Linked DNA regions of Homo sapiens: region 2 is linked to region 1. Evidence: chromatin contacts called from ENCODE Hi-C data. All regions are on one chromosome and are shown on one strand. The core of a region is the stretch at or near the end of the contact, and the rest is flanking DNA. Distances in the headings are between cores, read along the strand shown.

Region 1 (3,086 bases), core at 429-2,928:
CGACTTTGGAACTGGGTAACAGGCAGAGGCTGGAATGGTTTGGAGGGCTCGGAAGAAGACAGAAAAATGTGGGAAAGTCTGGAACTTCCTAGAGACTTAGAGGGCTCAGAAGACAAGAAGATGTGGGAAAGTTTGGAGCTTCTTAGGGACTTGTTGAATGGCTTTGATCAAAATGCTGATAGTGATATGGACCATGAAGTCCAGGCTGAGGTGGTCTCAGATGGAGATAAGCCACTTCTTAGGAACCGGAGTAAAGGTAACTCTTGCTATGCAAAGAGACTCACAGCATTTTGTCCCTCCCCTAGAGATCTGTGGAACTTTGAACTTGAGAGAAATGATTCAGGGTATCTGGCAGAAGAAACTTCTAAACGACAAAGCATTCAAGAGGAAGCAGAGCATAAAAGTTTGGAAAATTTGCAGGAGATCATTTCGGAATTTTAAGGTTTAATGACTGGCCTATTGGATGTGATAGAAAAGAAAACCCCATTTTCTGGGGAGAAATTCAAGCCCAATGCAGAAATTTGCACAAGTAATGAGGAATGTTAATCACCAAGATAATGTGGAAAATGTCTGCAGGGCATGTCAGAGAACTTCAAGGCAGCCCCTCCCATCACAGGCCCAAGGCCTAGGAGGGAAAAATGGTTCCATGGGCCTGGGCCAGGCACAGGGACCCTCTGCTCTGTGCAGCCTTGGGACATGGTACCCTGCATCCCAGCTGCTTCAGCTGCAGCAGTGGCTAAAAGGGGCCAAGGTACAGCTTGGGCCATTGCTTCAGAGGGTGCAAGCCCTACTCACTGGTGGCTTCCACATAGTGTTGAGCCTGTGGGTGCACAGAAGTCAAGAACTGAGGTATAGAAACCTCTACTTAGATTTTAGAGCATGTATGGAAACAGCTGGATGTCCAGGAAGAAGTTTGCTGCAGGGGTGGAGCCCTCATGGAGAACACCTGCTTGGGCAGTATAGAAGGGAAATGTGGGGTCGGGGCCCCCACACAGAGTCTCCACGGGGGCACTGCCCAGTGGAGCTGTGAGAAGAAGGTCACCATCCTCCAGACCCCACAATGGCAGATCCACTGAGAGCTTGCATCATGTGCCTGGAAAAGCTGCAGACACTCAACACCAGCCTGTGAAAGCAGCCAGGAGGTGGGTTGTATCCTGCAAAGCCACAGGGGTGGAGCTGCCCAAGGCTGGGAGCCCACCTTTTGCATCAGCATAACCTGGATATGAGACATGCAGTCAAAGGAGATCATTTTGGAACTTTAAGGTTTAATAACTAACCTATTGGATTTTGGACTTGCATAGGGCCTGTAGCCCCTTTGGCCAATCTCTCCCATTTGGAGTGGGTATATTTACCCAATGTCTGTACCCCCACTGTATTTAGGAAGTAACTAGCTTGCCTTTGATTTTACAGGCTCATAGGCAGAAGGGACTTGCCTTGTCTCAGATGAGACTTTGGACCTGGACTTTTGGGTTAATGCTGGAATGAGTTAAGACTTTGGGGTACTGTTGGAAAGGAATGACAGTGTTTTGAAATATGAAGACATGAAATTTGGGAGGGCCCAGGGGCAGAATGATATGGTTTGGCTGTGTCCCCGCCCAAAATATCATCTTGAATTATAATTCCCACAATCCCCATTTGTCAGGGGAGGGACCATGTAGAGGTAATTGGATCATGGGGCACGGTTTCCCCCATGCTGTTCTCGTGATAGTGAGTCCCATGAGATCTGATGCTTTTATAAGTCTCTGGAATTTCCCCTGCTTGCACTCATCTCTCTCCTGCCACCCTGTGAAGAGGTGCCTTTCACCATGATTGTAAGTTTCCTGAGGCCTCCCCAGCCATGTGGAACTGTGAGTCAATTAAACCTCTTTTCTTTATAAATTAGTCTCAGATATTTCTTCATGGCAGCGTGAGCACAGACTAACACAGTGCCATAAAAAAGGGAAAGCCCTTGTTTAAAGAACAAAAATGTGACCTCCAGCTAGGGAAACAAACCAATAATAATGGAAGACAACAAAAACAGCAGCAGGTAGCTTTTACTCAGTACTGCTATTTGAGGGGCACAATATTAAGTGCTTTTCATGCATTATTTCATCCTATTCCCTGAAGATCTCTTCAAGCCTTACAACTCAAAATGTGCTCCCAGGACCTAGGAGCTTGTTAGAAGTGGCAGACATTGGGCACCACCGTGTACCTCCTGGATCAGATTTGGCATTTTAACAACATCACCAGGGAACTGATGTGCACCCTAAATTTGAGAAGCAATGACTGAAATTAATACTGTCTTCATTTTTCAGTTCAAGAAACTAAACTTATGTGACAAATGGCTTGCCCCAATCACTCGTTAGAGAGGTGCAGAACCACTGAAGCCCAGCCCGTCCCCAGAGACTCTTGTTTTTAACCACTAAGCCAAGCTTCATGGAGGAGCTGGTATCTGAACTGGACTCTGAAATTTGCATAGGACTGGGACATTCAGAGGAGGAAGAAAGGGGGCTATAGCAGAGGAAACAGCATCAGCAAAAGCTCCTGAGGTAGAAAACCTTCAGCTGGGCTTAGGACATGTTGGGAGGTTCAGTCTGGCTGCAGCTCCAGGAGTCTGAAGGGATCAGTGAGAAAGGCCACCTGTATTAGTTCACATGGAACACCCTTAGCCAAAGGTAAACAGTTTCTAGTTAATTTGGGGGACCATGGGGAGCTGCCATGAGTCCCAGCACAAAAGGCCCTATGCGTGCTGAAATGACTCTGACAAAAGGGACCCAACAGGCTTCATTCACACTCTAGTTTGGGCTCTGCCTCTCCCTTGCAGACTAATCATGACGGCAGGTGACTTAACTCTTGTTTCACATTTGTATAACAAGGGAAACACACTTTCTACCTACAGAGGGCCATACTAGTATCAAAGTGTTGGAATTTAGTTTCTAATAAAAAAGTAAGATTAGCCAGGCATAGTGGTGGGCACCTGTAATCCCAGCTACTTGGGAGGCTGAGGCAGAGAATCGCTTGAACCTGGGAGGTGGAGGTTGCAGTGAGCTGAGATCACACCACTGCACTGCAGCTTGGACAACAAAGTGAGACTCTGTCTCGGAAAA
Region 2 (3,086 bases), core at 216-2,715, 500 kb after region 1:
GAAAAGGGCGCGGGAGGAGGCAGAAGCGGGAAGCAGCACGCCAGCCCCGACCCAGGGTCCTAGGCCGAAGCTGAAGTAGAGACTCAACACCAGAGCGGCGGGTGCCTCGGTTTCCCCGTGCGCACCGTGGCTCTGGAACCTCGGGAAGAGGCCAAGGGGCACCTTACCTTGTCCTTCTTGCCGGCCCCGCTCTCCTCCGCGGCTGAGGCGGCGCACTTGTTGAGCAGTTTCTTGCCTCCGCAGGCCGTCGGGCTCCAGGTGCGGCCGCCCGCGCAGGCGCCCCCCAGGGGGTCCCCGGCCCCACCGCCCGCGGCGCTCTCCACTTTGATGAGGCGGTGCTTGGGGGAGATGTAGCGCACCTCGGCCGGCGTGGCGGGCCGCCGCTCGCTGCTGCTGCGGTAGAGATGCGGAGAGCCGGAGGACGAGGACGAGGACGCGGCGGCCCCCGCGCCCGAGGAGGCGCAGCAACAGCCCGCGGCGCCCGACGCGGACGAGGCCGAGAAGGCGCGCTGGACCCCGCCTGGCTCCCCGCTGCCGCCGCAGTAGTCCAGGCGGCACATGGCGCGCAGTTTGCGCAGCGACGAGCCAGGCCCGTTGTAGGGGTCCTCGAAGTCTCGCTCCTTCTGCGCGCGGTAGGCGCGGATGAGGTCGCTGGTGCTGCCGCTGTCGTCGGGCAGCGAGCCCGAAGAGGCTGAGAAGCAGGAGGCGGTGGCCGGACCGCAGGACGCCGAGGCGGCGGAGGAGGCCTGCGGCACGGCCTGGGGGGGCTGCGAAGGCCGCTCGCCTCGGCGCCGCTGCTCGCGGTAGTCTGGCCGCGGCGGCTGCGGGGGGCTCTTGGTCTTGCTGTTGCCCAAGCTGAAGTACTTGTTTAGCCACTTGGCCATGGCGAGAGGCCGCCTAGGGCCGCGGCGCGGGAGCCCGGTCCGCCGCCGCGGCCATTCGGGGGGCAGCGCTGCGGCGCAGGTCCCTCGGCGCCCCGGCCCCGGCGGGGGGCGTCCGGGGCGCCCGCTCCCGACGCCAAGTTCAAGTTCTTGCCGCCGCCGCCTCCTGCCGGCAGCTCTCTGGCTCCGGCGGCTGCAACACCTCCCTCCGCCTAGCGCCGCCCAAGCTAGGAATCTCGCGCCCCTCGTGGGCGCGTCTCATGGGGTCCCGGCCCACGCCCGGGGGAGAGCGGAAGGTCCGAGCGCTCCACGCCGCGGACCCTTTGGCCGTACGCCCCTCGCCGTGGATCGCGCTCCTGCCCCGTCGGAGCCGCAGCCTCCGCCTTGGCCGGGATCCGCGGCTGCCGCGGGAACTTCTCGGCGTCCTCGGCTCCCTTCTTCCTTCCTGCGAGCGCTGGGGAGAGCTCGGCCCCGCAGCGGAGGAGAATGCGGCCGGGAGAGACAGCGAGCGACGGAGGAAGGCAGCCGGCGCCCGCCGGAGCCCGCGCGCCCGTGCCCGTCCCGGCGGCGCCTGTCGCTGCCACTGCCGCCGCCTCCCGAGCCGCCGCGTGTGTGACACTCAGGCCGCCAGAGCCCGCCCCGCGCCGCCGCCCCGCCCCCCCGGAGCCCGCTCGCGCGCCCCGCCCCCCGCCCGCTCCCGCAGACCCAGCACCGCCCATCCCCGCGAGCCTGGCCCCGGGCCGCGGCCCAAGCCCCGCCCCCCTCGCGCCCGGGGCCGGGGTGGGCGCACCTCTCCGCTCCTGCACACGCCACCTCCCGCGGCTGCCCTGGCGCCAGCACCAGGGTCTTGCCCCAGGGCGCTGGGGTCCCGCCGCGCAGCCGGCTCCACCTAGCTTGCAGCTCGCCGCCGCCTCGGGCGAGAGGTTGCCTGGCGGAGCCTGCTACGCGCAGAGGCCAAACCTTTCCGCAGTCCCCCGGGACCCCGCGCGTTGTTCACTCCAGGGATCCCCCTGTCGGGGTTGAGGAGGGAGAGTGGATTAACACGGAACCTGTCTAGTTTACAGCGTGGCCCGTGTGGAGGAAATGCAGTGCCTAGTGCCCTTAGGGACAGAGTGGCTGTCCCTCTTCCTTAAAGGGACAGACTCCGGTTCAGCCCCGTGCGCCAGGTCTTCGGAGGAATCTTTATGCTAATGAGTGTATTAGCAGTCCAGATGACGGATGTGGTCGGGATAGGCGGTGGGAGCCGGGCCCAGCACCAATCCGAGAGCAAGGCTAGGGGAGGTCGGAATGTTTGCTTACCTTTTCACCTCTGAGGAAGTCGAGGCTTTAGCCCTGTTCGCTGCCAGCCGGCGGGGAGCAAGTTGTGGGAACATTTAATGCCTTATGTTGTAGGAGCTGGCAAGGATCCATTTAATACAGGACCTCGGCCGGGTGCGGTGTCTCACGCCTGTAATCCCAGCACTTTGGGAGGCCGAGGCGGGTGGATCACGAGGTCAGGAGTTTAATACCAGCCTGGCCAAGATGGTGAAACCCCGTCTCTACTAAAAATACAAAAATTAGCCGGGTGTGGTGGCGGGTACCTGTAATCCCAGCAGCTACTCGGAAGGCTGAGGCAGAGAATTGCTTGAACCTGGGAGGCAGAGGTTGCAGTGAGCCGAGATCACACCACTTCACTCCAGCCTGGGCGACAGAGGGAGATTCCGTCTCAAAAAATAAATACAGGACCTCATTTTACAGATGGAGAAACTGAGGCCCAGAGGAAAGTCACACAGGTGGACTTGGATGCCAGTTCCTAAGTCGGGTGGCACCATAATTATGTCTTTTCCAAGAGTCTCTTCTTTGCGATTTCAGATCATCCTTTGATTATTAACCAAAATTGAGGAAACAGTCCCAGGGAGTGGCCTGATTTGGTCAGTGTAACTTTTCCTGGGATCTGCACCCAGGGGAGGTGGCATGCTCCCTGTTGAGAGGGAAATGCTGCCTAAAGATGAAGTAGCTGCCACTAGGGCCTGGTGCTGCTTTGAATTTGCCTGGGCAACCCTCAAAATGTGACTTAACTCTAAGATGTGGGCACCTGAGAGCTGAGAAATTCTCTAAGAATGTTGATTTACTAAAACAATAGCCCAAATCAATAATCTGCATTTGCTGTCTGTCTGTTATAGATGTGCTTTGGGGGAGTCTGTTTTTCCCATATCCTGTAGTAAC

Evidence for each region. A loop is a pair of places that touch in the nucleus more often than their neighbours do. Pooled maps may share reads with other maps.
Region 2: a pooled map shows a loop between it and region 1 (5-fold over the local background). The contact joins the promoter of SHB here to the enhancer-like site in region 1. A Hi-C loop is called at or near these places in 1 of 168 maps with a recorded cell type or tissue (sigmoid colon), 2 of 37 single-sample maps with no recorded cell type and 10 of 50 pooled maps.

Annotation. Positions count from the first base shown.
Region 1 is chr9:37,563,378-37,566,463 of GRCh38, forward strand. All of the region lies in intron 1 of FBXO10 (F-box protein 10), which reads right to left. Among named protein-coding and RNA genes, the nearest start is that of FBXO10, 11 kb to the right of the region's middle. RefSeq lists enhancers at 2,012-2,161, 2,592-2,781. Within about 2 kb of position 1,679, at least 4 of the 41 ENCODE cell types and tissues checked have a DNase peak (open chromatin) inside an H3K27ac peak, as active enhancers do.
Region 2 is chr9:38,067,762-38,070,847 of GRCh38, forward strand. It overlaps SHB (SH2 domain containing adaptor protein B), which reads right to left and starts at 1,466. Exons shown (of 6, transcript NM_003028.3): 1 at 168-1,466. The coding sequence starts at 884. RefSeq lists an enhancer at 1-706 and silencers at 597-646, 1,067-1,876.